Linked DNA regions of Homo sapiens: region 1 is linked to region 2. Evidence: chromatin loops called from intact Hi-C (ENCODE). Cell type or tissue: HCT116. All regions are shown on one strand. Links, peaks and the distances in the headings refer to the core of each region. The heading gives the core; the rest is flanking DNA.

Region 1 (16,354 bases), core at 5,011-10,010, 1.1 Mb after region 2:
AGAGATGGTGTTTCACCACGTTGGCCAGGCTGCTCTTGAACTCCTGACCTCAGGTGATCTGCCCGCCTCAGCCTCCCAAAGTGCTGGGATTACAGGCATAAGCCACCACTCCGGGCCTTTTTATTTTTTATTTTATTTTTCGTGTTTTAGTTTTGTTATTTCTTATGGTCAGATACATATTTTGTGTAAGTATGCTTCTCTTAGGCCATAAAAATTAAATATTGTCAAAAAATTTTGTATGGGCTGGACGCGGTGGCTAACTCTTATAATCCCAGCACTTTGGGAGGCCGAGGTGGGTGGATTACTTGAGATCAGGAGTTTGAGACCAGCCTGGCCAACATAGTAAAATTCCATCTCTACTAAAAATACAAAAATTAGCTGGGTGTGCTGGTGGGCACCTATAATCCCAGCTACTTCGATGGCTGAGGCAGGAGAATCTCTTGAACCCAGGAGGTAGAGGGTGCAGTGAGCTGAGACTGTGCCACTGCACTCCAGCCTGGGTGACAGAGTGAGACTCCATCTCAAAAAAAGAAAAAAAAATTGTATAGTATACAGCTTCTAATACCAGAGACTTTGGATCTACTCTTTATGGAGTTTGCTTAATTTACAGGTTTTCATTTTTGAAGAAGCTAAAAATATTTTCCTCTTAAATATTATTCTGATTTAGACATAGAATAGTGTTCTTTTTGATATAAAGGGGGCATCTAAAAGTATTTCATATATATTAGTGATTGCTAATTTCTTTTAAAATTATTGGTCTTCAAATGAATATTTGAATTTGACTGTTAAGAAAGAGATAAGCTCTTTTGAGTATCAGACTACACCTTTCTTTATCAAAATATCTTGAATGATTCCCATTCTAGAGAGATTGACATTATTTACATTTTATTTTTGTCTGGCAATGCTATTTTTTCTTATTTGTAATTCAGAAGTATTAACTATGTTTAGGGTCAGGTAGAGGAGGAATTGGCTCGAGGAACATTAACCCAATATTGGACCAGTGGTGAGTAAGTCAAGCCAGAGACTTACTCTGTAAGTTACTGACCGATAACTTCTTTTGTGGAATTCAGAAATAAGCGTAGTAGATATGTAAACTCTCAAAAGAAGTGATCAATATTTTATAATTAAAAAGCCACTACCATATTTTCCTCTAGTCCTTCCCTCCTACTTTTTATTAATAAAAATGTTTCAGTCTCAGATGTTTAGAGAAGAGTTGTACTAACATTTGCCATGGTTTGCCCCCATTTAAGAAAAACTGAGGAATTAATGTCCTAGTTATTGGAAATCTAGATATTCCTTCATTCTTTTAGCATTTTTTAAAGTTAAAATGAACAAAGACTTTCTCTTCAAGTGTTCATAAGACAATGAAAGGTTTGGGTTCATTTAGGATTTTTTTCCCCTAAAAATTCATTATGTTTTATTTTGGAGAAGTCAGAAGGACCAGGAAGCCGCCTAGTCCCCTGACTCCCTGCATCTGTCCGTCTGGAGAGGGAGTAAAGGAGTGTGGACTTGCCCTCACAAAGCGGATTTAGCGTGTGGATTTAGATAGGTGAGCAAACCATCTTCATAGGAGTAGAGATGAAGTTTATCCAGACAAGGGGGCCATGAGGCCAGTTCTGTTTTTTTTTTTCTTTCAGCTAACATGGCTGACTAGACTGGTAGCTGTTTCAGATTTTTAATTTGAAGACTATTTCTGTGTTGCAGACATTTTGTAAAGAAAAGTATTTTTCCTCTTTGACATTTTTTTCCCAAAAAATGTAGTTGAACTTATCTTTGTATTCTTGCAAACACACAAATGGAACGTTGAAAAACTGTGGCCCCAAATCAGTGAGGCAACACATTTTGGTGATCCAATTTAATGAAATGTTTATTATACATTTACCTGGTACAGGTGGTATATATCACATACATGTGAATAAGACCTGGTCTTTGCCCTCCAAGGGCTCAGAATATAACAGGAAAAAATGGAAACAGATATCTAACCAAGCATAAGTACATTAAATTGTTGACTAAATTAAAGGATATAACCTAGGTGTATTCAAGCAAATTAGGAAGTATCCAAGTGGATATAGCTAATTTAAAACCAAAATGTGTTCCTATCTTCTAAATGAGTATTTCCTTGACAGTGCTCCTTGATTATTACATTTCATCTTTGAGTAAAAGAAACTATTAAATAGCTGGGGTCCTACCTGTTGTGAATATGCATTGAGAACTTATTGAAAGTTATGGCTATGGATGATAAAACATATGAGACATAGAATATCCAAGGTCTAGGTAAGGGAGTCAGACACATAAAGAGATAATTACTATAAGTTTTTTAAGAACTGTAATGGAGGTACCTAAAAACTGGTGTGAGAACTCAGCAAAAGGAATGCAGAGAGCCAAGAAAGTATTGACAGATTACATGATATTGAATTGTATCATGTATGATAAGTACAATTGTACTATGTGAAAAAGATGGGGAAGGATGATGTGAGCAGAGATAACAGCACATGGAAGCCACTGGTATTTTTTGTAAAGTGGCTAGTTATGTTCTTTGAGGTTTGCTGTGAGAAGGCAGGGTTTCAGAAGGGTATGAGAGGTGGGGTGGAGATGGGAGGATGAGACTGAGGCTGGAAGGTTAGGGTTAAATATTAATCTCTATAACCAGCACTTACTCTGATACCATTCTATAGGGAATGGGGGTTGAAGGGATCTTTGAGCAGGAGAGTTACATAATCATGTTTGTGGCTGGAATAGTGTCCTGGATGAGATGAGTAGGAAGAGGTGGGGAGGAATTCTTAAGAGTGGGGTGATTAGGAAACTTTCATACTTGTTCAAGGAAGCCATGGCAGGGTAGGGGGATTTAATCCTATTTTTATTACAAGACCTTTTATAAAATGAGTGTTCAAGTTGATTTTAAAACATCTGATTAGTTTGTATTTAAAACGTTAATATCTCTTAAAGTCTTCTTGAAAACAGTAAGATGATTTGTGCAGGGATCCAATTTACATTTCTCCCTGAAGTTCTCATATTTTCCTGTTTTCCTTTCACTTAGCAGAGAACATTCCACTCATTTGTAATGCAAAAGCAGACCGGGAGCTTAGGTTTTTTGAATAGAATGATTTAGAACTCATGTTCTGCTCTCTGGGCAGAGGGGATAGGCCAGCATCAGCTGGGCAAACTGCTAATCTCTCTGGTTTGCCTGTTTCCTGCAGTGGGGGATTTGTCCCTGGGTCAGCAGAGGATTCCCTCAGTGCCGGGGCCTGCCATTTAGCATGTCAGGCAGTTGCCAGGAGAACCCTCTGGCTTTGTTCCTGGATGTGAGAGTGGACTGGTGGCCAAGTTTAAGGTCATGGCAGTCCTTCCCTTACAGCAGCTGACGTCAATTAGGAGAATTCCCCTTGCCTGCACTCTGAGGAGAGTTAAGCAGGGATAGGAATCTGGTGTCTTCTGGGACCTAAAAGATCAGTGTTTATTCTCCTCATAGTGTCATTTGTCACTATGAAGCAATGTGGCCTTAGTTTATATGGAGATAAAATATTTTGTCTGGGGCATTTTGCCCACTTGTGATTTTAGTGGCCAAATCTTTAGGGCCTGTCCTGCAGCCAGAGACCTATTTTGGTACCCAGCCCACTGCTGGCAAGTCAGCACATTTCAGTCCCAGCCTGTGGCAGCCACACATCATTTTGATGTCCATATACTCCTTAATTTCAGCCCTTGGTTAAAAAAGTGATTATATTATAAAAGGTGACTGCATGAGAGCCAAAGTCCTTTGATCTGTTCACCTCTGGTCTTGCAAGGTTGTTCTTGGAAACGCTTTTTACAAATGTGAAAAGGGAGACAGGTGGAGTCAGTGTTTCCAAACTTGACCATAGATCAGAATCACCTGTAGGGCTTCACAAAATACAGATTGCTGAGTTCTGCCTCCAGAGTTTCTGATTTAGTAGGTCTGGAGTAGGGCCTGAGAATTTGAGTATCTGAGTTCCCAGATAATGATGATGCTCTGGATCTGGGACCACACTGTGGGATTCATTGGTTTAAGAACCTAAACTGAAGTCTCATAGCGGGTAAGCTGAAGACCTTGCCTTAAACAGGCATTTATCTACATATCCTATGCTTAGCTATTATACTACACTATTCTACTTCTGCATTGTAGGGTTAAAGTCTTGGGCTTTTGTTCCCGTGACTACAATGTTTTCCTGCTCATTACTGAAGAAAACATACAAAGAATACTGATGCGAAGGGTCCTCAAGAAGTAGAAGAAATAAATTATTTTGACTGTTGATTATAATTTATTATATTTTAAATAAAAAGTGTGTTTCTATAATACAAGCAGGCAGGATGAAACAGAATGCTTGGCATATTTGGGACATAGAGTTTATGTGTGTAGTTTTTCCCAGAAAAAAACATTCGTAGTTCTTTTCTTTACAAGCTCTTGGGGAGTTTACTATAGAAAGTTGCTACTGGAACAGTGTATCAAACAAAAAATGTAAGCCAGGGGCTCAAAATCAGGTATCAGTGAGCTGAGTGGTAATGAATACAGTATTCTATTAAGAATAGCTGAACCATAGTAATTCAGTATTTGTGTGTACGAATCAGTAATACTCTATTAACATCAATAAACATGTAGCGCTATCTATGGGAAACATTTGACAGTCATTACAATTACGTCATGGTTACATGAATAACTGTTTTACTTTAAGACACAGTATACATATCCCTTTTAACATCCCTTTTATGTTCTCATGAATTGGTACTTTTCACAAATAATGACATATTTAAGCACCTTTGGTAAAGCAATGCCTGTTGTTTTCACAGGAAGGTAAACATCCCCAGAATTATTATTCTTAAAATTTGAAAACAATCACTGGCAGTAATAATGCTCTAATTCTTTTGGAGAAGGCTAAAATATATTAAAATCAATACTATCGTGGCTTTAAGAGAAGTGGTGTTTCAGGTAATACTGAAATGCCTCCAGATAAGGAAGGAATATTTTCTTAGGTACTTTAAGGAAAAAACTGTAGATGTTTTCCTTGGTCTACCCAGGTAATACTCATATTTTCAATCTCATCTATGCTATATTCATTTTTATACTCATGTTTCCAATCTTATCCATATTCCATCTTCTCACTGAAGTGTTCCTAATAATTTCAGACTTCATTGATTTTATTCTCTTTCTGAGTCAGTAACATGTATGGACTATAATGAACAGTCTGAAATACCAGTCACTGACTGGTTCCGATCCATGACAAAATTTTCACTGATCCAGAGTGAAAATTTCATTTTCATTTTAGCGAACATGCTTTCTTTTTGTGTATGACACTATGGTGACAGTAGATCATAATTTTTTATAGTTTTTTGGGGGATAAACTGAGTTGTTTTTGTTTTAAAGCTAACACTTGTTAGGTTCTTTTGGTTTTGTTTTTTTTTTTTTTTTTGCCGTTCACTATCATAAACACTGTACTTTTTAACTCTTAGTGTTCACATAACCCTGTGAAAAAAGTACTGTTATCAGTTCCATTCTACAAATGAGGAAACTAAAGCTCAGTGAAATTGTCTATCTTACTATGGTTACCCAGCTACGAAGTGCCAGAATTGGGATTAAATCCCAAGCAGTTCAACTATGTCTATTTCTGTTTTATTTGGGGGTGGAGGTTAATGTTACAGGTTTATGAAGTCATTAAATCTGGAAGTAACCATATGTAACATGACATTAACTGTATTGTCCTGAATAATATTTTTGTTTCATACTGTTATCCTACTAAATGTTGAACATCTGAGGACATAAACATGCATTATGGTTTTGTGGATATTATTCTATTTAAAAATAATTTTAGTATAACTGCACGGCTGATTTGTACATAGTAAATTATGATAATAATATAATGGAAATATACGAAAACCTCTAGAGTATGTGTTTATATATGTGTGTGTTTCTTTGTGTTAGTGTAACCATTTACATAGCAGTTATCTTTTTAGTCTGTTCTGTTTTCCTGAGTTTGTTGATTTTATTGATTTCTGTCTTCTTAGTGGAGCGTTTTGGACACAGACACATGAGATAGTTGACGAACACCCAAGTCTGTTTGGAAGTTGTTTCTTACAGAAGAATCTGTGGTTTAGTGGATTTATAAAATAAAAAGAATATAAATTTTTCATGCAGCTAGTTTACTATTTTGTAAAGTTACTGTCTTGGTATATAAAGTGTAATATTATTAAAAATATAAACTAAATGCTTTTAGGTCCACACCTTGCTAATGGAAAATATATTACCTGAGAGAAGGCCTTCAGGCAGTTCAGTCCTGGCTTTGTGTTTGACCTGGAGGTCAGATAGCTATTCTTCTCCTGTATTTTGTCTGCCTTGCCAGCAGCATCACTGAGCATTGCCTTATGAAGTAACATGAAAGTCTGTGGAATGGTTTGATACCTAAGTCAGTCTGTTGAGGAGGTAGGGAAAAGCCTTCAAAAGAGCCCAATGTTCTTTTCCTCATATTAAACCCTAAAAGGTCTATGTAGCAAACTATATACATATATGTAAATCCATATCTAAAAGAGATAACAAAGTCTTAAGAAGTTACATTTTTAGATCGCGTTCATCATATGAAAATAATATTTATAGCAAAATGTATTTTGAAAAAGTAGGATTATACTGATTATACAATGACAGAAAAAAAATCTTATCCATGAGATAATCAAGTGTTTTTCAGAAATTTTTATGAAACAACATTGTATTTTAATATGAAGAGTAGTAGGAAGAAAAATTTTAGATAGAAATAAGGGAAGCCTCAAATGATTAACCAAGTTTTCTTTTGCCTTGTGCCTCTATTTTTAATGACTTATTTATCTTCATATAAATAGATGTCAAGATCACCATTTTATTTCACTGCTTTTCTTTTCAGATTCATATATTTTTGTCATATTCAAGATAGTATTATTGTTAGTTTTCTCTGGATTTTATGATTTGTGTCAGATATTTTAATACGAAAAGATATACTTGGAATTCATGAACCTGATTCCCAGAAATGCAGTTATTAACTCTCACGATCTCTGAATGTGCTATCTAATTTAAGATGCCATCTGGTGGTATGCATTTGATACACCTAGTTCTTTTAATTGCTCTCAGAATCATACATCCTATATTGCTTATGAAGAATATTTTTGAAATGACATGCAGACATTTGTTTTCATTTCAAACAAAGGATCGTTTGTGTTTCCCTTTCCGTTTTCTCGAAGTAATATGCATGTTTGCTTTGGTCTTTGTTAATAAGCATAATCTGATTCTTTCTTACAAAGCATTATAATCAGGCTGCAAGTTTCAGAACTCAGCTTTGCTCACAGACATTTGTAGAAATTCATTATCCTCTTTAAAATTCTAGTTACATATTTTTCATTTAATTTTAAAAGGTAAAGTTTGAGTGGATATTTGGATACCATTTGGCGAATAAGAGATTCTCAGATAATCAAGCATGAAACACATTATTCATTTGAAATTCTCTTTCTTATGTTTTAAACATTAAAGGCCAACTCCTTCAAAGGTGGACCTTAGCTTAATCTCAACCACTGCTTTGCCTTCTTCATGAGATAAGCTGGTAATATTTATTAAATATATATCAAAGGTAGGTGAAAGCTAGACATTAAATTGCCTGTATTATTGATATAAAATATCCATTCCACTTGAGACTCTGAATTGAGGAAATGTTAAAAATACATGAGAAGATTTTAGCTCCTTAGAAAATAATTTGTGGCTGGTTAGCTTAGTTTATTAAGGACGTGGTGGCAATGAGCCATCTTACAGACTTTTTTCCTCCTCTGTAGCCTGTTTAGAATTCTCAGTTTATTTTCAAACTTCTGGTTCAGTCAGTTTATCTTAAAAAAAAAATGACAGAAATAAGAAGAGGTGATAATAGGAAGTGTGATTTAATCTCTGCTGTGCAGGTCACCTGAGGTGTATCACCTAATGACAGTGCAGCAGTAACTTTATTTTCTCCCTATCCAGCATGGTGTCCACATTAAAATTGTGAATCTCTAAATTAGCATTTTGTGTCTGCCACTTTCTACCTTTGTACCACTCAGCAGGATATTCACCTCTTTAAATCTCAGCTTTCTATCTATTCAGTGGTGTTAGTGTCATGCCTGTCACTCAGAAAGAGTGAAACGCTGCAACCACAGCACAGATATGCCCAATGAGTAGTAAATTTTTGTTGTTATTGCTGTATCTGTTACTATTGTGACCGGTATTGTTGTTATGTATCTGTTACATCAACTGTTGATTCTAGTGTATGGTTTTTGGTGATTAGAAGTATAGACACCTTATAAAAACTCCATTAATTTGGATAATATAGCTTGCAGTTCCCCTTTTGTGGATGTAAGTAAAGACTGAGAGGGCTGTGCTGTGACAGAGTGTGCAGATAGTTCCTCCTAACCACAGCTGTCCCCTACTTACCTTTTCTAAATTCCAAATGAGTTTTAATTCGAAAGAAAATAAATTTTGTTTTCATGAACATATTTTGCGCTATCAGTATATCAATTAGAAAGAAGAAAATGAAAAATAAAAAATGGGAAATATGAGCTATTATATATTAGAAAACTAGAAGTAAATAGCCAAATATATGCAAGGGTGGGCTTTGCTAAAGAGTCCCATGTCAAAGTAATAATTTCTTTATATTTGATGATTGAGAATCATTTGGATGTAAATACATTTTCATTTCATGTTTGGGTAATTGACTTTTTAACAGTTCATGGAACTACCAACAAAGTGTACATTATTTGGATTTTACATTTCCCAAATAATATGCAACTTTAGATTGCTTTCTGACATTTAAATCAGAAAAATGTTGCAGGGATTTTCAGTGAGTTTTTCTCCCTCTCATTGGCAACCCTAAACTATTTGGGGGTATTTCGTTCTATACCTCTTTGTCAAAGCTTTCTAGGGTTTCTAGAAAGCTCAGGCTGTCTTTATAACAATTTCTTAGTATGTTTCAACATGCTAATAAGAAAACACTAGGCAAATATCATTTCAGTTGGGGAAATGAAGAAATTGTAAGTTAAAGGATCATGCGTCAAAACAATATAATATTGATTGGCCTCAAATACGCCTTTATTCTTTTGTACACTATAAAGAAACTTAAACCATTTTTAGATAGGAGCTAATATTTCAGCTTCTGTTTTAAGCAATGAATGAACTCAGCAGTAACTCTGGGAGATAGGTGTTCTTTGGATATCCATGTAATAGATGAGAAGATTGAGACATAGAAAGGCTTACAGAGCTTGCCCAGGGTCATAGACTTAGGCTGTCCACAGCCTGGAGTTCTTGGTTCTAAGGCCATGACCCTTCCATTAAAATATTACTCAAGGCCAGGCAGTCTGGTTCCAGAGCCCAGTGTCTTATGAGGCAGGGAAGGTGGCCATAAACCATTGATTAAAATACTCTTGAATAGGAATTTCTCCTAATATTCTCCACTAATGCTTTGAAACAGGTTTCTAATTGACACCCATGTTTATAAGCATCAAATTATTCCCTCAACATCATGCAACCTGTAAAGAAGGCATGCTACAGGTAGTGAAGTTAGTGAGGTGAAGTAAAAATTAGAATGTTTGAAGAGCTAGTTAATATTTTTAAAGTGAATACATAGTTTTTATTTTCTTTTGTCTTCCCCCACATGACCATGTTTCAAAAGTTTAGCTTTAGAAGTTGCTTTCAAGTACTGTGTTAGAGATATTGGAATCATTTTAAAACAATCTTGAAATCCTTCTAATGCCCCTCAATGAAATTCAGATAATTTACATAAGACCTCAGTTCCTGTTGGTCCTCCAGTGAAGGATGAACCCCAGAATTATTTTCTTCTTCTTCCTTCCACCTCTTTCTTCAAAATTCTCATCAAATAGTATTTATTGTATAACACATAAAAATAACAAAATATTATTACCTCGCAAATCTTGTCTGAAATTTTACTTTTTTTTTTTCCTAGTTAGAAGAATTTTGGCATGCAAGTGCTGAATTATTTTATATATTTGGGCTATCTAAGGAGACAATTTAAACAACTGACTTTAGCATAGGACCAAGTAAAATTTCATGATGGCATTTGACTACCATTTAAAAAGACATTTTGGACCTCCCTTTTGGCTTAACTAAGGCATATAGCTTGCAATTTTTTGCCTCCTGCTCCTTCTTGCATTTCTGTGGGACTGCCGCAGCTCCCCCAGTGACTGATTCCTGCTTGATGCGGCAGTGTGCAGCCATAAGCCCTTGCCTCACCCTGGAATAAAGCACCTAGTTTAGCCCTTCCCTTCTAACTCCAAGTGCTAAAGAATGGTAATTAGCATTCTTTGGACCTTTACTACATGCCTAACAATATACTAAAGGTTTTATATGCTCTGTTGAGCAATCTTGTGAGGTGTAGGTACTGTTGCTATTCCCAAAGTTAGAGAAGGAAATCTGTCTAGTAGATACATAGTGTGAGCTACATGTATAATTTTAAATTTTCTAAGAGACACTTACAAATTTTAAAAGAAACAGGTGAAATTATTTTTAATAATGTATTTCATAACTTCAGCTTTCCAAAATATTTTCATTTCAACATGTAATCAATATAAAATTGTTAATAACATATTTTGCCCTCTTTTTTTTACTAAGTCTTTTACTTCTGATGTTTATTTTATACTTAAGACACATTTCAGTCTGACTATATTTCATGTGCTCAATTGCCACTTGTGGCTAGTAGCTACCATATTAGCACAGTTATAGATAAAGAAGCTGAAGCTTGGCAATAAGAGCCTTAGTAAATGCAGCCGCAGGAATCAAGTGCAGGGAACTGATTCTGGGCCTCAAGCTCTCAATCAGCACAGTATACCATCTCAGGACCTGGATAGTTTCTTCCTTCAACTTACAAGCATCACCTTGTTAGATTCTTCTGTGGCTTTAACTGCCTGTATCACAACTAACGAGCATAGTCAGGTTCCATTCTCTACCTATTTCTTTCTCTTTCAGTTGATCCTGTGGTGTTAGCTCTGTGTCTTTGATCCATTTCCCTGTTGAGTCAAAGGACATAAAATTACAGACCAGTGGAAGTCTATGGGAGTCACTTCTCTTTTTTCTGACCTAGCTACTTTTGTCTTCCCATAATTGTGAGCTTGGGCCTGTAGAATGTATGCACTATTTGCTACTTACAGTTAGAAAGCCTCTGTAACTAGCCATTCCTCATAGTAGTGATTCTCAAAGCAGTGTGGCACAAGGTTCATAGGGTAAGTGTATCATAATTTATGATGAATCAGGTAGGGTTGAGCGATGAGTTATTGAAGCAAGAATGTGGAAAAGCAAAGCAGTGCAATAGCCTTGATAGAGAAAGTCAACAGCTTCCAGTCTGTCTTTCACACAACATCAAATAAAAAAACTTGGATCAAGAAAAGGGATGAGATGCATTGTTCATAATGGTGACACAGTGCCCATTTTATAGCATGTAACTTTGAGAATCAAAATTTTTTTCTAAAATTGCTTTCATATATTTTTAATCACAAATATTTTTGATTTTGAGATATCAAATAGAGTTAAACAGGGCAAAGGATTTTGATAGTTTTCATTAGAGGACATTGTAACACACTATTCTGTAGGATTGAGTTGATCATACACTATTTTATCTCAACCTTCATTCGTCTAGTTTCTATTCTTTCTAAGTGGTACACATGGCCACTCAGCTGAAGACTAAATTTCTTAGTTTCCTCTATCACTATATATGGCTGAGTCACTAAGTTTTTGTCAGTGCGGTATGAGGAAAAGTAGCATGTGTTACTTTCAGATCATGCAACTAAAAATTTTAATGTCTTCCTTGCTTCCCTTTCCCCTTCTTGCCAATACTCTTAGGATGGCAGGAGCTGAAGATGCCATTCTAACCATGGGACAGAGGTCATATGTCAGGTATGGCAGAGCAACAAGACAGAAGGGCCACTGGGTCCCAACATTGTGTACAAGCCATGTTACCTCAAATTGCTTATATCTAAAGAAATAAGCTTTTATCACATTTAAGCTATTGTTATAGCTGGGTCTTTTTAATAAATTTTTTCACCTGCATTCTAATACTGTATTAGTTTGTTTTCATGCTGCTAATAAAGACATACCAGAGACTGGGCAATTTACAAAAGAAAGAGGTTTAATGGACTTACAGTTCCACATGGATGGGAAGGCCTCACAATCGTGGTGGAAAGCAAGGAGGAGCAAGTCACATTTTACATGGATGGCAGCAGGCAAAGAGAGAGCTTGTGCAGGAAATCTCCCATTTTTAAAACCATCAGATCTCGTGAGACTTAACTCATTATCATGAGACCAGCATGAGAAAGCCCTACTGCCATGATTCAATTATCTCCCACCTGGTCCCTCCCACAACACGTCGGAATTCACTATGAGATTTGGATGGGCATACAGCTAAACCATGTCAAACACAAAATCTAGATTTGTTAATGCCTTTCCTGCAGATTGTTACCTATGTATCCTACCATAGCTACCATCAGTCCCTGCCGCAAACCCTGTTCTTTTCCAGAGAGAAGCCAATATATTGTTCTTTTAATGAACCTTGATTGTCTTTGTTTCTCTAACTTGAGATACATCCGAGTAATTTGATCTATCTGAGGTATGCCTTCTGTTTTGTTGTTGTGGTTTTGTTTTGTTTTTCCCCACCATCGTGAACTCTGTACAATGCTCAAGAGCAGGCTCAGGTCCTACGTCTTCTGGAAAGATTTTCTTGACTCCTCAGATAGCAAGGTCTTTCTCTTCCCCTAGTTCCCAGTGCATTTTAATACTTAAGCCTGTTTTATTTAATGTTTATTAGGTAGTATCTTCTCTCTCCCAGCTATCCTGAAAATTCCTTGAGGGAAATAACTGTATCTAAAACTTCTTGAAAGCAATCTTAACATCTGTCCCAATGCCTGTCTGTATTAGGTACTTAATGATTGTTTCATTCAATTTGATTTTGTTTAATACCAATAAAATGTTAATTGAATCTCAGTCTATCACCTTAAAAGTTGATAGGTCTTAGAGATACTTTTATGCAATTATTTTTTTAAAGAAAAATTAAGGCTGCTTTCCAATTTTTCCTGGTTTTATTGTCCTAGAAATAGAGAAAAGCACAGTATAGCCCAGTATGACAACTTAAGAGTAAATAATCACATATGAAATTGTTCAAAATCTTACCTTTTTATTCCATACAAATCACTTTACAATCAAATTATTGTCAACTCTTATTTTGATTTCGATAGGCTTCCTAGTGCTCATGGTTATAATTTATAACATCCCTAATTGTGCTGTTTAGCCTGTCTCACCCTATATGTAAGTCTCCTCATAATTTCTTATCTAAAGATGTGACAACTCATTTGTGTGCCTCTCATGGCAAATTCATATTGCTAAACATTCATATAATCATAGAATTGTAAGATACTTTATTTTGTATAATCCTTTCATTGTAATGTGTTTCTTTTTTATGTCAAATGTGATTTTTGAGTGGTCTGGCTGCAAAGTATAGTGGGCTTTTCTGTGTATTTTTATCAAATCCTGCTTTTAGATTCCAGATTATACTTATTTGAGGAAAGTTAAAAATTGACAAAACTATTCGCATAACAGAGGAACCTCCACTTTATTTTTACTAAAATAAATTTTAAAACACTTTTGTTTTCCCTTTATATTCTAAGTTATGTAAATTTCATTTCTTTGAAATATATTATTTTATTTGAGCTTTGTTATGTTACCTTTGTAGACCTTGTTTTAAAAAGGATCCTCAGGTTTTTAGAGTATTGAGTATTTGATATCTTTTCTGATGTTAAATTCCTTCTACTTAGTAGCCATCAACATATTTATAAATGCCCATAATATACCCAGTAAAAGTCTGTGAAAGTCGAGATACTTAGTATGTTATTTTTTTAATTTTAATATGGTGATCATAAACTTGTGATGGTCTACCAATTTGAAAAAATTCTCATGAAAAGCTAGTAAAGGGGAAAAAAGTACTTACCAATATTATTTTAACATTCTTAAATATTTTTAAAAAATTATCAAAGCAACACTTATTCTATTTTATTTTATTTTATTATTTTTAGAGACAGGGTCTTGCTTTGTCACTCACCTGGAATGTAGTGGTGCAATCATAGCTCACGGTAACCCTGAACTCCTGGGCTAAAGCGACCCTCCCATATCAACTTCCTAAGTAGCTGGGACTATTATGTAGTAATATAGTGTGCTAATGAGGTGCACACCACCATGCCCTGCTAAATTTTATTTTTTTGTAGAGACTCACTATGTTGCCTAGGATGGTCTTGAACTCCTGGCCACAAGTGTTCCTCCCTCCTTGGCCCCCCAAAGTGCTGGGATTACAGGTGTGAGCCACTGCGCCTGGCCAAAGCAGTATTTATTACCCTAACATCATCATGACCCGTAAACCTAATTTACCATTAGTTTAGGTTATGGGTAGCTCTCAAATTCCCAGTATGAGAATATTGTTGGTGAATTCTCTATTACCAGGGTTACTGTAGTAAGATATAATGCTAATTATTGATTCAAAATAAGAAATTTCAGTAATTATCAGGGAAGGTCAACTTCCAGAATAAATTTAAGGCATACAATTATAAATAATAGGAAATACAACTTAACTGTCAGATGTCCACAGGCAGTAGGTTAAATGTGGATTCACATGCAGGCCTTTTAAAAATGGCCTGCAAGGAGAGTGGTTTTATTTTCACAGTCTGTCCTTTTTTGTCTCAGTTATGATTTTTGCTAGCTCCCTAGTGACCCATAGCTATGTTTTAGCTTTTTACCAATTCTTAGATCATGAGTAGAACCCACTTGTTAATTATGGGTGCCAAATTGGATGATACTACAATTTATCCTTCAAACTGGTACACTTTTGAAAGTAAACAGGGAAGCTGTTACTAATTATACTACCACAGCACATTTAATCCAGGACTGTTCCAGATAAACAGGGATATTAGGTTTTCCTAGTACTATGCCTCGAAGGTCCCCAGTTTCCACCTCTGCTCATCTCTGCTAGATGTGACCACATGTTCTTAATGTTGGCCAACTTGCACATATAACTTTGGGTGCATTAATCATGGTCCTATCATTTTTGGGTGACTACAGAATGATGTACTACAAGTGCAGATTATAACTATCTGCACTAACAGTATGGAGGTGACTTCATATAAATAATATTTTACATGTAGGTTTTGAGTATGTTTGTATTTGAATGTAGACCTGAGTGATTCTTCAGAAATTAATACAGTAAAACATTAGAAATTTAGGACAGTGATGGTGGAGTGGGTCAGTTAGATGTGAAAAATTGTAAGAAAACATTTCTTCTAGACATGGAAGAATAGGCATTAAGATTGACAAATTATCTTGATTCAAATATTTTAAAATATTTTTAGAATTTGTATTTATTAAGTATTTACCCTGAAATAAGTACTGCACGAAGCATATTCATTCAGTATTGTCCAGTTGCTCTTAGCATGAAGTCACTGGTGTCACCTTGATGGCAGTGATGAGACAAATTACTTGTTTCACCTCTTTAAACATCAGATAGATTGCTGGGGACAAAGAGACAGCATGGCTTCCAACCATTACACAAGTCCCCCTTCTGCAGCCAGGATCATGTCTAGGATGATGCAGTTATGGAAGACAGCATGCTGAGTTTCTATTAATTTGATGAATCACCAAATTGAGACCAGTGGTGGTGGTGTCCAGGGACAAAGTGAATTGCTTCAGCAGTGGGTAGATAACCCACTGTTTTTCAGTTAACTTTTTCAGCAAGGTAATAATTTCCTTGGGATGGTATCCAAAGGGTGGCAAACCTCTCCCTAAAAGTAGTGTAGATGAAATCTAGGCTCAGTTCTGTAGCTATTTTCTTTAACTAGCACTCTAGGAACCACTCTAGGAACCAATATTACACTTACATGAGGACTTGTGATGACCTGGACACCTCTTTTGTTTTCTACGATGAGAGTGAGATGAAATGGAGGGGGAGTGGGTGATCGTTCGAGAGATAGTTCAAGAAAGAGAAGAAAATTGTGGGGAGTCAAATATGATGAAGGGATTTGTAAGATTGGTGATAACAAGAAACAGTTGATTTGACCAATAGACTTAGGTTCCACAGACAAAATAAGAATCATTGAGAGTTAGCCAGGGGTCATAGAAATAATTATCTGCTGACTAAGAGTGACCAGGGAATGCTAGTTTTGAAGATGAGGAAAGGATTTGTCAGAGGTGGTTTATGTGTGGTTGGATTGAATCTGAGGAATTAGGACAAGAGGGGCAATAGTAACACTTCCATTAATATGAGGGCTGTGTGAAGAACACTTACCAACTTGAGGGTTTTATGTTAGATTTAGTGATGTCTAGGTG
Region 2 (16,354 bases), core at 5,851-10,850:
CCTGGCTGAGGCTTCATCAGGACATTTCATCATTCTGTCAAACTGGTTGCTACTAGAGGGTGCAGGTGATGTGATCCATGAATTATATGTATTGAGCCCACTGTCTCACTTCCTTTGCTAAAAAATGGTTAGGAGATAGTTTTCACAGGAAACCTTGGCTATATATCAGTTGCACTATAAGTCCATGAATGATGGTGCTTGCAGAGGCACTGAAGGCAGGGAAGACATATATTGTATATGTCTATCTTTGTGAGTCCAAGAGCATCCCCTTATAATGGGAGGAATCCAGTGGAATCATTCTGCTACCACATACAGCCACCTGGTCCTCTTGCCCTGTTGGACAGTGATAGCTTTTTGGGGGCTCAGCATCAGCCTTGGCTTTTGAAGTTTGGGACTTCTTTAGTGCTGGAAAGCCAGATTCCCCCTGGTAGGAGAAGAGAATGCTGAACCTATATATATCCTCCCTCTGCACCACTCTGTGCTTTATATGTGGGTCCATTAAGCAAACATTTGGATGGTTGATGAAGGATACTGAGTGACAATCAGATTTTCTTGTTCACTTTATTACTGAAGCTATCCTCTGTGATGGCCTTTTATGAGATTTAGTGGAATAGAATTAGATTCACATTCTGTACTTATTAAAAGAGACTCTTCCATATATTCTTCACCTCCTCCTTTGTGTCCTTCTTGTCTGTCCTTATCTTTCTCCTCCTTTTAGTCCTCTTCCTGCTCCTCTTACTCATGCTTGCTCGTTTCCTTCTCCTTGTTCTCCCTGTTTTCCTTTTCCTCCTTCTCCACATGCTCCACCTTGTCCTCCTCCTAATCATCCTTCTCTTCATCCTCTTCCTCATCCTCCTTCTCATCCTCCTTATACTTGTCTTCCTCCTCCTCCTCCTCATGCTACTTCTCCCTTTCCTTGTGCTCCCTATTCCCCCAGGCCTCCTCATCCTCTACAACTTTCTCCTCCTTCCTTAAACTGTTCTGCAATAAGCCCATTTGTTTTCTCCATTTTAATTTCTAAGTACTTTTTTTGAAAAAAATTTTGTTTTTTGCCCTCCAATTTATGTTGGGATTCAACATAGTCTCCCTCTATTTTTTTAACTTTGGTGCATGATATTCTTTCTCCCCCATTCTGATAACACTACACATTGCTTTGACTTCCATCCCCATTAATAACTAAGTGAAAGGTGTTACAAGTCTTGCTGAAGATTACACGGTAATTCTTCTCACAGCCAAGCTTGAACTCAGTTTTAGATTCCAGACTTAGTGTCTTTTCACTAGGCTGAATTGCCTCATCATGGCTGAGGATAGAAATAGCCTCATATTTAGAGTAAAACTCAGACAAGAAAGCAAGCAAGTGAACAACAATAACAATAGAAAACAAAAATTTAAAAAGGAAAGAGAGAGATAGGCATATTCACTAATTTAACTACAGGAACTTGAATTTAGTGTTCTCTCTGCTCAGTGATTTAATTCTAGGTGAATTAAAAAAGAAGTTTCTGTGAAGGTTTGCTGACTTTGGTTTGTTCCAAAACTATTAAAAATGTATAACTCTTACCTGCTCAACAGTATCATTTGGGACCAAAGCATGAGGCATAATAAATAGAGTCAATAATATCTGTACTTAGAGGTATGAGAATCATTCCTGATATATTAATTTAATTTCTTCTGTAAAATTAAGGGTGTTTGTATACAGACTCTGTAGTGATATCAGGTAGTCAAGACTTGGTTTTGTAGTCTTCTTCTGAAGTCATCACAATAAGGAAATTTTAAACATGTAATTAGACAAATTAGATTGGAAGATGAAAACAACTGCTTTAATTCAAAATAATCTCATTAAGTATATCACGGCATTAAGTTTTACAAAGCCCAGGTCACTTCCTCTGTGGCTTTCCCTATGACCACCTTTGTTTCTCCTTCAGCTGTAATTGCTTCCCGCTCTGGGGCATTTTTTATGCAAACTACCCGATCCACCTGTGCTAAATTATGATTGTTTATTGTGTTGTGCGTTTAAGATACAGCTATAAAATAAAAAGCCCACATTTTAAGAAAAGATAGAATTTTTTATGCGGATAAGCTTTGTTTCTTAAAATAAAAAAGATTTGATACTTACTCAATGTTGCATCAAGCGTTCAGAAGAGTTTTCTGAGAGGTGGGGAAGTCTCCTTGCGAATTACCTTCAGATCCTATTACAGAGAAGAATTCCCATCCCCGATATGTGTGTAGTAGTAAAGCACTGTTGCCAAAAATGCCCATTCACTCTTTTTTTGTATCTCTGGGTAAGTTTACCAACCTTTTTGTGCTTTAATTTCCTCAACTATAAAATGATGGTAACAGTTGTACTTTCCTCATAGAATTGTTCCAAATGAATTCGGTATTTGAAGTGCTTAGAACAGTGCCTAGCACATTATAAATGCTATGTGCCTTTGCTGTTACTATTTCTACTACGACCACATTGGTGATGACAATGATGATGAATCCTATTACTAACAGTTTCCCATTCATTTCATATTAATTAAAAAAATATTTGCTCCAAATGCTTTTATCTGTGCCTACAAACAAACAAAAATCCAAAGGTGCAGATTTGCCACTAACGAAATAGTAAAGAGATGTATTGCAGGATCTAAGGCTGATTCTGAAAGTGTTGGTCCCCAAAGTGTTTGGAGTGGTGAAGTGATATTGGAGTAACTGTAAAACCTCTTAGATGGTTGCTCTGAAGTAAGCCCCTCTCTGTTGGATATATATTGCATGTTTTTTTTTTAATGTATCCATATATATTATGACTTGTTTCTCCAATGTAAATACACTTCTTGAAGACAGAAGCTGTGTTTTCCATTTCTGTGTATTTCCTATAGCATTCAACAGAGTGTTTTACAAATTTCAGAAGTTCAATAAATGTAATGATTAGCTGCTTAGGTAGAGGTGAGAGGAGGAGAATTAGGAATAAAATGTTCTCCAGTTAATTGCAAAGTGCTTTTGTACTTAAAAATGAATTTGCATTTTATCTTTTTCTACAACTTCTGGAAAGTGTTTTAGTTGGCATTTGTCATTTGATTTTGTACAATTTTGTAAATTTTCTGGAAATCTAAATTCCTACAAAGAGTCCATCACAGGATTTTCTATTTTTTAATTGTTTCTACATGAAAGGAAGTGTTAGTGTAAAGGCTAGCCTGTTCCATTTACACTTCATGCAATTTGTTAAGAAAATAATTAAGCTTTGGAGCTGGTAGAGACCATATTGTTACAGCCTAAACCCTCCACAGGGTACCTGGAACAGAATGGAAACTCAATAAGTTGTTGATAAATAAATGAATCATTTAGTACAATGTCTTCATTTCACAGTTGAAGGAACTCTGTGATAACTTGCTCCCTGTCACATGGTGGCATAGGAGGGGTTAGAACAAATGTTGCTGATGTCATTCATCATGCTCTAGTTGTGGATTTCACATTTAAATTGTAACATAAAAAAGACTTTAAGTTTAGTCTTTGAATAACTTCCTTCATTTTAAATCTTGTGTATAAATAAATTTCTTAGGTTAATATCTGCTACATTTTAGAAAGGCAGTAGGAAGAAGTTTATACAAGTCAAAAGAATTGTTTTAAAGGGAAAGTAAAGGAAAATATCTGTTAGTGGCTTATTCGAGGTGTGTCAGTTGATGAATTTCCTTTCTCTCAACCATAAGTTTTCTTTGCTCTGTTATATATTATTAGGGTTTCCTAGTTACTCTAAAAGACTTTCTGTTGGAACAATTTGTTTTTCTCAAGCACAACCCATCTCCAACTTGTCTGTATTTCTGAGACTTTCAAGAAATGTTGGTTATCATTTTAATTGATTTTCTGCTAGGATGGAAAAAAAGAGCCAAGTTCATGTACCTGTTTGAAGGGGCCCAAACTGTCAGAAATAGGGACGATTGCCTGGATGATAACGCTCTGCGATGCCCTCCACAATTTCATCGATGGCCTGGCGATTGGGGCTTCCTGCACCTTGTCTCTCCTTCAGGGACTCAGTACTTCCATAGCAATCCTATGTGAGGAGTTTCCCCACGAGTTAGGTAAGGAGCTCTGTTCATATTGTAAAAGTCTGCTTACTTCTTGATTTCAGTGGAATGAGACTTTTCAGGTGACATGCTCTTAAAATCCTTCTGATGCACTAAAATGAAGACCTTGTTGGACATTGATGATTATCTTTGATATCATCCAGAAATAAAAAAAAAACTATTCACTTGATATTTTCTTCTTCTTCTTCTAGGAGACTTTGTGATCCTACTCAATGCAGGGATGAGCACTCGACAAGCCTTGCTATTCAACTTCCTTTCTGCATGTTCCTGCTATGTTGGGCTAGCTTTTGGCATTTTGGTGGGCAACAATTTCGCTCCAAATATTATATTTGCACTTGCTGGAGGCATGTTCCTCTATATTTCTCTGGCAGATATGGTAAGAAGCTTAAAATTTGTATTTTCTTTTAATTTAAAATTTGGAAATGAGTATCTGGATTATAAGTTAACTAAGGGTGGCCTTCTGCTTTCCGCAGTGTGGAAGGCCTTTCTGTTGTAATTCAGAACAATCCCATTTCAACAGATCATTCTACTTGAGTAGTTTACACTAATAGTAATTTGAAACTGATCCTCACTGGTTCTTTAAAACATAATCGTATTGTTTGAAGGTGAAATGATTTGTTTTTGCTGAAATAGAGATATTTTCCTCTATCTCTATTCCCCTTGTGGTTGGTACATCTTGTCTTATGTTATAGTATGTCCCTATAGGACTTTTTCTCCTTTTTCTCCCTCTTTTGTGTCTATGCCACATTTGGAAGAGGAATAACTTATTAGAGTAAATAGCATTTTGTTATTTCAAAGTTCTAAACAGTGACAGCTTTTTGGGTTAAACTAAAACTGGTACACTAAAATTGGTAAAATTTTGACAATAGTTATTTGACATAGTATATATTTATATCTGTTCAATGTCTGTGTCTTTGTATCTGTGTGTATGTGTGTGTTTGTGCTCAAAAGAGCGTGCATGGCCGGGTGCGGTGGCTCATGCCTGTAATCCCAGCACTTTGGGAGGCCGAGGCGGGCGGATCACAAGGTCAAGAGATCTAGACCATCCTGGCCAACATGGTGAAACCCTGTCTCTACTGAAACTACAAAAATTAGCCGGGCGTGGTGGCGGGCGCCTGTAATCCCAGCTACTCGGGAGTCTGAGGCAGGAGAATTGCTTGAACCCGGGAGGCAGAGGTTGCTGTGAGCCGAGATTGTGCCACTGTACTCCAGCCTGACGACAGAACGAGACTCCATCTAAAAAAAAAAGAGTGTGCATGTGTGTGTGTAAGAGAGAGAATATCCTGTGCATTTTAAAATAAATCATGGAAATCTTTCTATAAAATGATAATATGGTAGTGTATGAAAATCAAGGACTATTTCTTTTGCATTTGGAACTGGATGTATTACATACATAATTTAATAATTTGAGTTTTTTATTTGCATTCTTACCTCCAAATTATATTTGTCTAGCTCTGTTCGTTGTTCTCTGCAGACCCTCAGAAGAGCAAGGATTTCATCTCTTAGAACCAATGCTACATTTATAACTTTTGTCACAAAATTAATGTCTCATGCTATCTTATAGTCATTTTACTTTCTGATATAAGAATGGAATCTTACTAGAGTTGTTCAGTTTAAAGAAATAATACTAAGAAATAATACTCATCCTGGAGTGAGCAAAATAGGCACAGTTCAAGGGGCTTTTCCATTCATGGGGCTTTTCCTCTAGAAAGAGGGGATCCTTAAATTAAACAACAAAAAATCACACAGATGACTAAATAATTACAAATAATAAAAAATGCTATGAAATAAGAGAGAAAGTAGAATATATGATGAGAGATGATAATAAAGGAATCTAGAATAAACTAGGATTAGCTAGCAAAAGTGTTTTAGCAAGATATAAGGTAAAACGTGAAGGATTTAGTCCACTGAAAAATTAGAGAAATACAAGTTCTGGTACAGGTGATGGTAGATGTGAAGATTTTGCTGGGTAAACTTGAGGTCATGAAAGAATGGGTTGGGTGAAGCATAGAGAGCAGGTAATGGAAAAGGAGAAAGAGAACATAAAATGAGGTAAATTCCATCCCACTGATTGATTCAGTTGGAGAAAAATACTACTTCAGTACTTTTACTCTTGTTGATGCCTGAAAGAACTAGATATTCCTATTAAGCTATCAGTACTAAAACCTTTAAACATCCAAAGTAAATGATCATACCACCCCTCCCAGCATTCTATTACAGGAGCACCTTGTTTTATTGCACATTGCTTTGATGCACTTTGTAAATGCTAGGTTTTTTGCACATTGAAAGTTTTTGGCAACCCTGCCTCAAGCAAATCTGTCAGTGCCATTTTTTGAATAGCATGGGCTTATTTCCTGTCTCTGTCACATTTTGTTAATTTTTAAACGATTTCAAACCTTTTCATTATTATTATAATATCTGTTATAGTGATTTGTGATCAGTGATCTATGATGTTACTATTATGTTTTGGGACGCCATGAACCACATTCGTATAAAATGGTGAACTTAATTGACAAATGTTGTGTGTGTTTTCTCCCTGCACCCCTGATCAGCCATCCTTCCATCTCCCTCTCCTTGGGCCTCCCTATTCCTTGACACCCAACAATGTTGAAATTACACCAATTAATAATCCTACAGTGGCCTCTAAGTGTTCAAGTGAAAGGAAGAGCTGCACATCTATCATATTAAATCAAAGGCCTGAAATGATTAGGCTTAGTGAGGAGGGCATGTTGAAACCCAAGGCAGGCCAAAAGCTAGACTTTGTTTGCCAGATAGCCCAGTTGTGACTGCAAAGAAAGGATTGATGAAGGAAATTAAAAGGGCTACTCCAATGAACACACAAATAATAAGAAAGCAAAACAGCCTTATTGCTGACATGAATAAAATTTACGTGGTATGGATAGAAAGATCAAACCAGCTACAACATTCCGTTAAGCAACAGCCTATTTCAGAGCAAGGAATAACTCTCTTCAATTCTATGATGGCTTACAGAAGTAAAGAAGCTGCAGAAGAAAAACTGGACATTAGCAGAGGTGTATTCATTAGGTTTAAGGAAAGAAGCCATCTGTATGACATAAAAGTGTCAGGTGAAGCAGCAAGTGCTGATGGGAAGCTGCAGAAAGTTATCCAGAAGATCTAACTAAGATCACTGATGAAGGTGACTACACTAAACTAATAGATTTTAAGTGTAGCTGAAACAGCCTTCTGTTAGAAGAACATGCCATCCAGGACTTTCCATACTAGAGAGAAGTCAATGCCTGGTTTCAAATCTTCAAAGGATAGGCTGACTGTCTTACTAGGGACTAATGCAGCTGGTAACTTTAAGTTGAGGTCAGTGATCATTTACCATTCCCCAAATCCTAGGGCCCTTAGGAATTATGTTGAATCCACTCTGTGCTCTAGAAATAGAACAACACAGCCTGGATGATAACACATCTGTTTACAGCATGGTTTAGTGAGTATTTTAAACCCACTGTTAGGACCCACTGCTCAGAAAAATAAAAGAAATTCCTTTCAAACATTACTGCTCATTGACAGTGCATCAAATCACCTAAGAGCTCTTATGGAGATGTACAAGGAGATGAAAGTTTTTGTGCTTGCTAACACAACATACATTCCGCAGTCCATGGATCAGTCCATGGAGTAGTTTTGACTTACAAATCATATCATTTAAGAATAATTTGTAAGTCTCTAGTTGCTGTAGATAGTGATTCCTCTGATGCATCTGGGCAAAGTAAGTTGAAAACTTTCTAGAAAGGACTTATCCTTCTAGATGATATGAAGAACATTTGTGATTTATGGAAGGAGTCAAAATATCCACATTAATTGAAATTGGAAAGAAGCTGATTTCAACCCTCATGGATGACTTTGAGGTGTTCAAGACTTCAGGGAAGGAAGTAACTGCAGAGGTAGTGGAAATGGCAAGATAACTAGAATGAGAAGTGGAGACTGAAGATGGGACTGAATTGCTGCAATCTCGTGATTAAACTAGAATGAATGAGGGGTTGCTTCTTACGGAGGAACAAACAGTGATTTCTTGAGACAGAATCTATTCCTGGTGAACATTGCTGAAATGACAACAAAGGATTTAGAATATTCTATAAACATAGTTCATAAAGCAGGGACAGAGTTTGAGAGGATTGCCTCCACTTTGGAAATAATTTCTACTGTGGGTAAAATGCTGTCAAACAGCATTGCACACTACAGAGAAATCTTTCATGAAAGAAATAAATTGATGTTGCAAATGTCATTGTTGTCTTATTTTAAGAAATTTCCACAGCCACTCCCATCTTTAGCAACCACTACTCTAATCAGTCAGCAGCCATCAAGATGGAATCAAGACTCCACCAGCAAAAAGATTACAACTCACCCAAAGCTCGAATGATTGGTAGCATTTTTTAGCAATAAAGTATTTTTTTAAATTATGGTATATACATTGCCTTTTTAGATATTATGCTATTGCACACTTAATAGTCTACAGTATAATGCAAATATATCTATTATATGCACTGGGAAACCTGGGAATTCATGTAACTTGCTTTATTGAGATGTTTGCTTTATCACACTGGTCTGGAACCAAACCCACACTGTCTCCAAGGTATGCCTCTAAGTGACTGTTTTGTGGTTTGCCACAAGATGGCAACAGTTATCTAACAATATATCTGTCTTCTAGTTTCCAGAGATGAATGATATGCTGAGAGAAAAGGTAACTGGAAGAAAAACCGATTTCACCTTCTTCATGATTCAGAATGCTGGAATGTTAACTGGATTCACAGCCATTCTACTCATTACCTTGTATGCAGGAGAAATCGAATTGGAGTAATAGAAAATGGAAGATGGTGTTGTTAATAAAGGCATTTAATAGATAAAAACATCTCCAAAAAGGATTTTGAAGCTGATCCTATTTAGTTAAAAAGATAATTTTGCTTTCAACTGTAGGTCCAGAAAACTAATTATTGGCATCAGTCTGTGAAATAGTCCATTATTTGTTGTTAAAAATGCTTCAAAAGGTTTTCAGTGTCAGTCTGAGATGCCTGGTATATAGGAGCCTTTGGGAAATACCTATTTTTCAGTATTCCATGCATATTAGATATCACCATGAAGCAAGAGACATGCATTCTATAATCATGTAGACACTCAGACTCAGGGGAAAATACAAGTTATATCCTGAAAGCCTTTAAAACTCTATGGTAGGATCAAAGATTCAAATGGTTTCAGAGAGGTTTTATTTCAATTAATTTGTTCTAGTGCTTTCAAGAGCAAGTACATCAAAATGTAGAAGGTAAAATGTATGCAACACTAATATAAATTATTCCAAGTCTTTAAGGAGCCAAAGAAAAAAAAGATTTCTCACAGCTTTTTGTTCTGTTTTGTATTTCAATTAGGAACTTGCAGTATTATTTTGAAAACCATTCTAAAATAATAGGAGTTAGGAAATAAATAAAGTTTTGCTAGCCCTGCTAAGTTCAGGCTTAGAGGCTTATCGCTAAGTATAAACTTCACCAGATTCCACGAAAAGCTGGATAGCTTTTTTTCTGACTTATGTTGTGGTTGCACCCCTCACAAATGGCAGAACAGTATGTAAAGCTGGTAACACCTCGGTTTCAGTGCACCATGTGTTTGCTTTGTGAAGGTGAAGAATATGTTGGTTTAGAGAAAGAAATTGGATGTAATTTTATGCAATTTACTTTTAAAGACAAACATAACTATTTAGCAGAGAATATTTTAATAAATGCAAAACAACAGCTGGACTGCTGTACATCAAGGACAGATTAACTGGAAAACATATGTTCCTTATGTGTGATCGAGAGCCATTCAGAAAAGACTTCCTTTGTGTTCAGCCTATACTTTTCCATATGGTATACCTTGAAAAAAATTAGCACACCATGGTTATTTTTCTACCTTTTATAAAAGACAGAGCCTGTTTACTCATTTAGAAGATAGAGAAAATTGGTCTAAAATTGAACATCCTAGATTCACACTCCCAAGTCACTTAAGGTGATTTGATGGTGAGGAAAATGATTGACAAAGCCCAACAATGATCTCAGGAATTACATTTTCCAACAGACCAAAAAATGTTTTCATGTAGCAGCAATGCAGATTTGGTGAATATTTAATATATATTTTAGTATGTATTTCACTTTATGACTGACAATTAAAAAATATTGTTTGGCCAAATAGTAAACACCCTTTTGAAACCATGTATTGTGTCATTTGTTATTTAATATTTGTCCTGTTGAGTGACTACCATGTATCTGGTATTATGGGGGAGAGATATAAATAGGAAATCAGTGATGTGCTCAAACTGTAAATCTAACCCCGCCATGGCTTATTTCTATACCAGTTGCTTAGCATGGCCAACCCAAGAGTCGACGATTTTAATAGTCTCTGAATAGTATTATGATGATCTCTCGTTACTTAGTAGGGCCCTACCTAGTAGACTGTTTCGCTTTACCACATCTAAAAGGGTTTCTTTAATGAGGTGCTTAAATTTTTAAAAAGTGAACTAGTTGAGAAGAGCCAAAACAGCACCACGAGTTTACCAGACAATTAACATAGGCATATCAACAGCTGATTACTGATGGCCTGTGCCAGGGGAAAACTTCCAGTCTGTCCTCCATGCTCTGGTTGGCATCATCTTCCTTTAGGTCTCACTTTGGAGACCAGACTTCTGTGCTCATTTAAGGTCCATTACGGTACAAGAGGTTAACCCTATAATAAATAAAGATTCTCCAACACTGATGTTACTACAGCTTCTTTCTCACTGATACTTTGCCTTCCATACAACTGTGGGTGGCAATGTCTGTGTTGGATTGCTTTTCCTTAGCTTCCTTTCTGTGCCAGGTATGCACAAGGCATTCTCTCATGGCCATTTCTCTTCCACATTGGGAATTTCCAGCTTCTGGATGGTCCCAGAATCAGTGAGTTTACTAGTAAGATTTCAGGCAAGCTAAGGCAGCTGGATAAACTGAAGACTCTAAATACCTGTTTCATTAATTCTAAGACATGCATTTCCCCAAATGGTATGCTGTAATCACTGACAGCTGGGTAGCATTGTGGAGGTAGTTATACTTGCCTGAAAATGAAAATCATCTGTTGCAATCTGGTAAGGCTAAGAAAATGCCAGTAGCACTGTGTTTAGGATTTGATGGTGTATAGTAACAGGATTATCTATGTTAGGTTTACTTTCCTTCTTATAAAACAAGTGTGGAAGGAGCAGTGCAGGGTTGGCATGGCAGTCCCATGGTGGCTGGGAACCCAGACTCCTTTAATCCATTAGCTCTGCCATCTTTAACTTGTGACTCCCACCTTCAAGATTGCTTCATGCTCTAAGATGGTTGCTACAGATTCAGCCTTAAGGTCTAAATTCTACATAGAAGGAGGAATGGGTAGAAAGGCAAAAAGTTCAAACTCAGCTCTTCCTCCCTCTTTAAAGAGCCTTTTCAGAAGTAATAGCCAATAATCTCCACTTGTATTCAATGACCAGAATTAGTCACATGGCCATACCAATCTTCAGGAGAAGCTGAGAAACATTGCTTTTAGCTGGATACATTACCAGCAATAAAATCAGAATTCTCTTACTGAAAAGAAGCCCAGACTGGATATCGGCTGTCTCAGGTACAGACAGGCTTGTATCAGTTTAATTCGTAAGCTTATTACTCCAGATGGTTCTTATGCAGCCAGTTTAGGGAACTGCTTTTTGTAGGGATTCTCATGACTTGTTTCAGATCAATCCCTTGTCACTTTAACTATTTTAATTATACTGGCCCATCTGAGCAGTCTTTCCTAATAACCAGTATTTTTCTTTACACACTTGAACTACTTGTCATTATAGTTTCTCTGCCTTAGCCTCCTGTGAGTACTATTTATTTACCTTGAAGAAATCCTATGTTTTTCACAGGATGATCTATATTCTAAGGAAACGGAAACAAAACTCTTTTCTATGGACTTTGATCTTTCTGTTTAAAGCTCTTCTGATTACTGGAGCCACATCCAGAATTATGAAACTAAGTACTATTAACACATACTGGCAAAAGTAAATTTAAAAAACCACTTATTTCTCCCCCTGCCCCATATGGGTTATTACAGCCAGTCAGTGCAAGAAAAGTTGGATCTGACATCCAAATGTGGTAAAGCAGAAACAGTCTGCTAGGTAGGGCCCTACTAAGTAACCAGAGATCATCATAATACTATTCAGGGACTATTAAAATCGTTGACTTTCGGGTTGGCCATGCTAAGCAACTGGTATAGAAATAAGCCATGGCGGGGCTAGATTTACAGTTTGAGCACATCACTGATTTCCTATTTATATCTCTCCCCCATAATACCAGTTTGTTATCTGATTCTTGTAGATAATCAAATGGGCTACTGATGACATCAAATCTCAACTTCATTTACTTTGGATATATACGGTAAGAATAACAAGGAACAATTTTAATGGGTGGGCTTGCATGTTTTAAAGTTTATACAATGGCTTAATTCCTTCTGCAGTGACTGTGCATGTTATTCCCACAACAGTATAGACCAACTGGTAGTAAAACCCCAGTGAGGCAACACGTGGATAATTTATTGCCAAGCTTATGGTCACCAACAGGATGTTTGCTTAGGGGTCATAGGAAAGAAAAATAAAGATGAAAAGTTATGAGTACAGGGGGAAATCTCCTTGGAAGAATTCAAATGGGAAATTCTTCCCTCTCTCAAAAAGCTGAGGAAGTTTATAAAACTTGTTTCAGTCTGTATTTTGTGGCAAGCTCCATTAGCAGACCTCACAGACACTGCGGGTGGTGTCTGTAGAGAGGCTCAGAGGAGGTCTGGCAAGTGCTTTTGCAGGTGAAGTGAGGAGAGTTGTTGCTACCCCAGCTTGACCTTCAGTCGTAGAGTTTGTTGGGATAAAAGGTAGACGAATATTCCCATGGTCTAGTGTGAGCCGAGTGGTGTGTAAGTTCTGGTTTGGAACAATTTAAAATCTTGTGTAAGAGGGGTACTATCTTGAAAATAGAAGAAGGTCAGTACTGAGTGAACTTCTGGAAAACCAAGGACTAAGTCATGTGGGGCAATTGGAGAACTAGAATACATCACTTGGCAGGAACCCCTCTGAAGAATCCCAAAAGTGTCTATAAAAGAAAGGTTAGTCTTAAGCATCTGTCAGACAGACAGCATTAAGCAACATTTTGACAGTATCTGTCAAGTATGAACTTTTTTATCCCCTTTTCTTTCCTTCATCTGAGCACTTAACCCTGGAAGGGCCAAAAGCCAATTAGTGAACAGTGGGGAGTAAGGAAATAAAAGAGAAGGATTCCTTCCCAGAAGTCTTACCTTTGAATACAAATTGAATTACTGATTGATGCATTGGATTGGACATTTTCAATAACTGACTTGAGACTATGTTTGTGTCTTGAAGTAATTGTAGGATTTTATATTCCCTCCAAAGTCCTGTGTGAGAACAGCCATTGTGCCACCCCAAGTTTCATCCAGGGGTAGGAGAAGGGCTAGCCAGTCCTTCACTCCCAAGCAGACAGTGAGGAATAAAATTAAAAGTTGTTTTTAGTTACCCCTGTGAGAACTGCATGTTAATATACTGATTATATCTGCCCTTTAAAAATTAGTACTTACACACACCTGTAGTCCCAGCTACTCGGGAGGCTGAGGCAGGAGAATGGTGTTAATCAGGGAGGCGGAGCTTGCAGTGAGCCGAGATCGCGCCACTGCACTCCAGCCTGGGTGACAAAGCAAGACTCCGTCTCAAAAAAAAAAACAAAAAACAAAAAACACTTACTTACAACAAACCTGTGTAATGGGTTCTATTTTTAATGCTAGGCCAGGCTGCAGCTGAGAAGTTGCAAAGGAACCCCATGCTCAGGGATGCAGCCAGGGAAGAGCATGACAAAAGCCCTCCCACCCACACTGCTGACCTCTTGCAGCAGCTGCAAACAGCAGGAGAGCCCTTTCCTGTTGCAGTATCCCTCCAGCGCCCTCTACTGAGACAGCTCAATATCATGCTCACTGTAAAGGATGGGTGCTAAAGGAATTCTGTTCATTATGACAGAGCATGTATTTAGAGTGAATTTGGAGTTCAGTGTTAGTAAGTTGGTAAGTGGCACAGGGAGACATTACTCCGTGACTAAATGACATCACTCTGTGGTGATGGGACTTCGTGCATTTGCAATGTTGGGGACATAGACTTTTCAACTGTACAGGATGGGGATCCACTCTCCACCCTTCTGTATCCTGCTTTTTGCCTCCAGAGACTGACCCACATGGACCTCAGTGGGTATAGCCAAATGGAGAACTTCGACAAGAGACTGGAGGAAGTGAAGAGAGGAAGGATAGAGTATCAATTTCCTTGACTATCCTCCTACTGGGTATCCTTGGGCTGCCTGTTTTGCCCAAGAAGGCCTTCTCTACAGAAAAGCTTCTTACAATATCTGTGGCTAAGGCCCAGCTTGTTTTCCTTATTTCCAATTTATCAATAGCTGGCACTTCTGTAAATAGATAGAATTCAAAGAAATTACTAGAAAAATGAAATACAATTAAAAATAAATAAATAAATTAGCTGGGGGTGGTGGCGGACACCTGTAATCCCAGTTATTCAGGAGGCTGAGGCAGGAGAATTGAACCCGGGAGGCAGAGGTTGCAGTGAGCCGAGATAATGCCACTGCACTCTAGCATGGGTAACAGAGCAAGACTCCATCTTGGAAAAAAAAAAAAAGACATAGAAAATCCAACCCCATTTTTATTATTAGATAAACCTCATTTTTTATTAGACACAATTATTCTTTGGGATTACTGTTGAAGTTTATAAATGCTTATTCTCAATTTCCGTACCTAGTTCATCTAAAAAACTGTTGCTGGGCCAGCACCTGCCTGTAGATTCCCCTCCTTTGGTTTTGGTGCCCACTATCTCTCTGTCCCTTTGGCCTAGGGGTAGTAACAGCTCTACTGTCTTCAGCCCTGCGTTCATGTAGCATCACCTGTGGTTTCCCTGCACCCCACTTGCATGTTTGTAATCAGTCCCTTTGTAAATTAATGGACCTGCCTCACCTTACCCTCATTTGAGCATGGCAGTTCTTTGTTTCCCCTGTGGCTGTGATTATCAGCAGTAAACGTCTTATCCTGGAAGAGGAGGTGACTGTGTGAATTTGGCAGGAGAAGGAATACACAACAAGTGCGTATATGGGAGTGAAGTTGCTGCTCACTGAAAGCAAGGAGAAAATTTATGGGGATGAAAGATGATAAGCCATTATCATTAAACATTTTAGGGTAACAAGATGGCATTAGGTTAGATTAATTTGTATGATTAACTATGCATACAGAGAAAAATATCTAGGATGTTTTGAGAGACTAGTTATAAGTGGACTTATCACATTTCTGGCAGATAAGAATCTTTTGACTAGATAAAAGACTGTAACCAACTGTCCAACAACACGTCCTTAAGCATGAATCATCACGTATTTTTAAATAAAGACATAGATTTCTAGATAGGGAAGAATGAATATATTTTTATGATTGTTTATTGAACAGTTTATGCCTTATGGGAATCCTTCTCGTGTAGATGTATCTATAGGTCACATTCCCTCACTTAAAGCATACTATGAAGTGCTACGTGGAATATCTGAGTGAGAACACCGGGACTGCTGCTTGTGACTGTATTGCTGAGACGTTCCACCCATTCACAGCAATGCTTATAAATAGACAATGTTTTTTCTTTGGGAGTCATTGTATGTGCTAACCTTAATGGTGTTACTCTAATAATTATGTACGAGCTTGTTAATGAACTGGGAAACATTGATTTTAGAAGCTTAGAAACTGTGGAGGAAGGTGCTTCATATGGATCTTTCTACTTTTTGTATCTTTTGTGTTTCCATGAAAAAATCTTTTAATTTGTGAAAAGTAAGCCTCAGAATTCATGTCTAAGCATTTCGTAGAAGGATGCACGTGAGAAAAAGCACCTGCGCTGTCATAGCGATCCTTTGGTGTTTTAAGATGAAAAAGTTCAAAGCATTTTAGAATAGTCATAAAGATGACATTGTATAAGTTAGGAGCTGGGTTGTCCTGTCACTTTGTGGTGACAAAACTGGTGAAAGTGGTATTAAAATCATTGCTGGATATGTTTGGAGTAATGCACTTCTGTTGATTGTTTCTGCATACCTTGACTTCTGCCCTTGTCCATGTAAAAGCTTCACTCTTCCTTTTAGAAACTGGTTTCTCCCAACCCCTACTGGAGATTGTCAACCAATGCACTTAACCTCACCCATTTGCCACAAGCTGGGCAAGTCACCCAGTCTGGGTCAATTGTA

Evidence for each region. Peaks named below come from ENCODE experiments on the same cell type or tissue, not always from the same donor. Only the 100,000 strongest peaks of a DNase experiment are listed, where the experiment ranks them.
Region 1: it touches region 2 in a loop (5-fold over the local background); 5 of 110 quality-filtered maps call a loop at or near these places.

What each region holds. Positions count from the first base shown.
Region 1 is chr4:101,178,754-101,195,107 of GRCh38, reverse strand. All of the region lies in intron 2 of PPP3CA (protein phosphatase 3 catalytic subunit alpha), which reads left to right. Among named protein-coding and RNA genes, the nearest start is that of MIR8066, 54 kb to the left of the region's middle. RefSeq lists a silencer at 3,022-3,316. In HCT116, for the core only: a CTCF peak has its summit at 7,063 (motif pointing left); no DNase peak of the experiment used is centred there; H3K27ac peaks cover 881 bases.
Region 2 is chr4:102,255,570-102,271,923 of GRCh38, reverse strand. It overlaps SLC39A8 (solute carrier family 39 member 8), which reads left to right. Exons shown (of 9, transcript NM_001135146.2): 7 at 3,845-4,052; 8 at 4,250-4,434; 9 at 8,731-10,258. The coding sequence ends at 8,880. Among named protein-coding and RNA genes, the nearest start is that of SLC39A8, 82 kb to the left of the region's middle. RefSeq lists an enhancer at 3,295-4,494. In HCT116, for the core only: a CTCF peak has its summit at 8,686 (motif pointing right); a DNase peak (open chromatin) is centred at 8,723.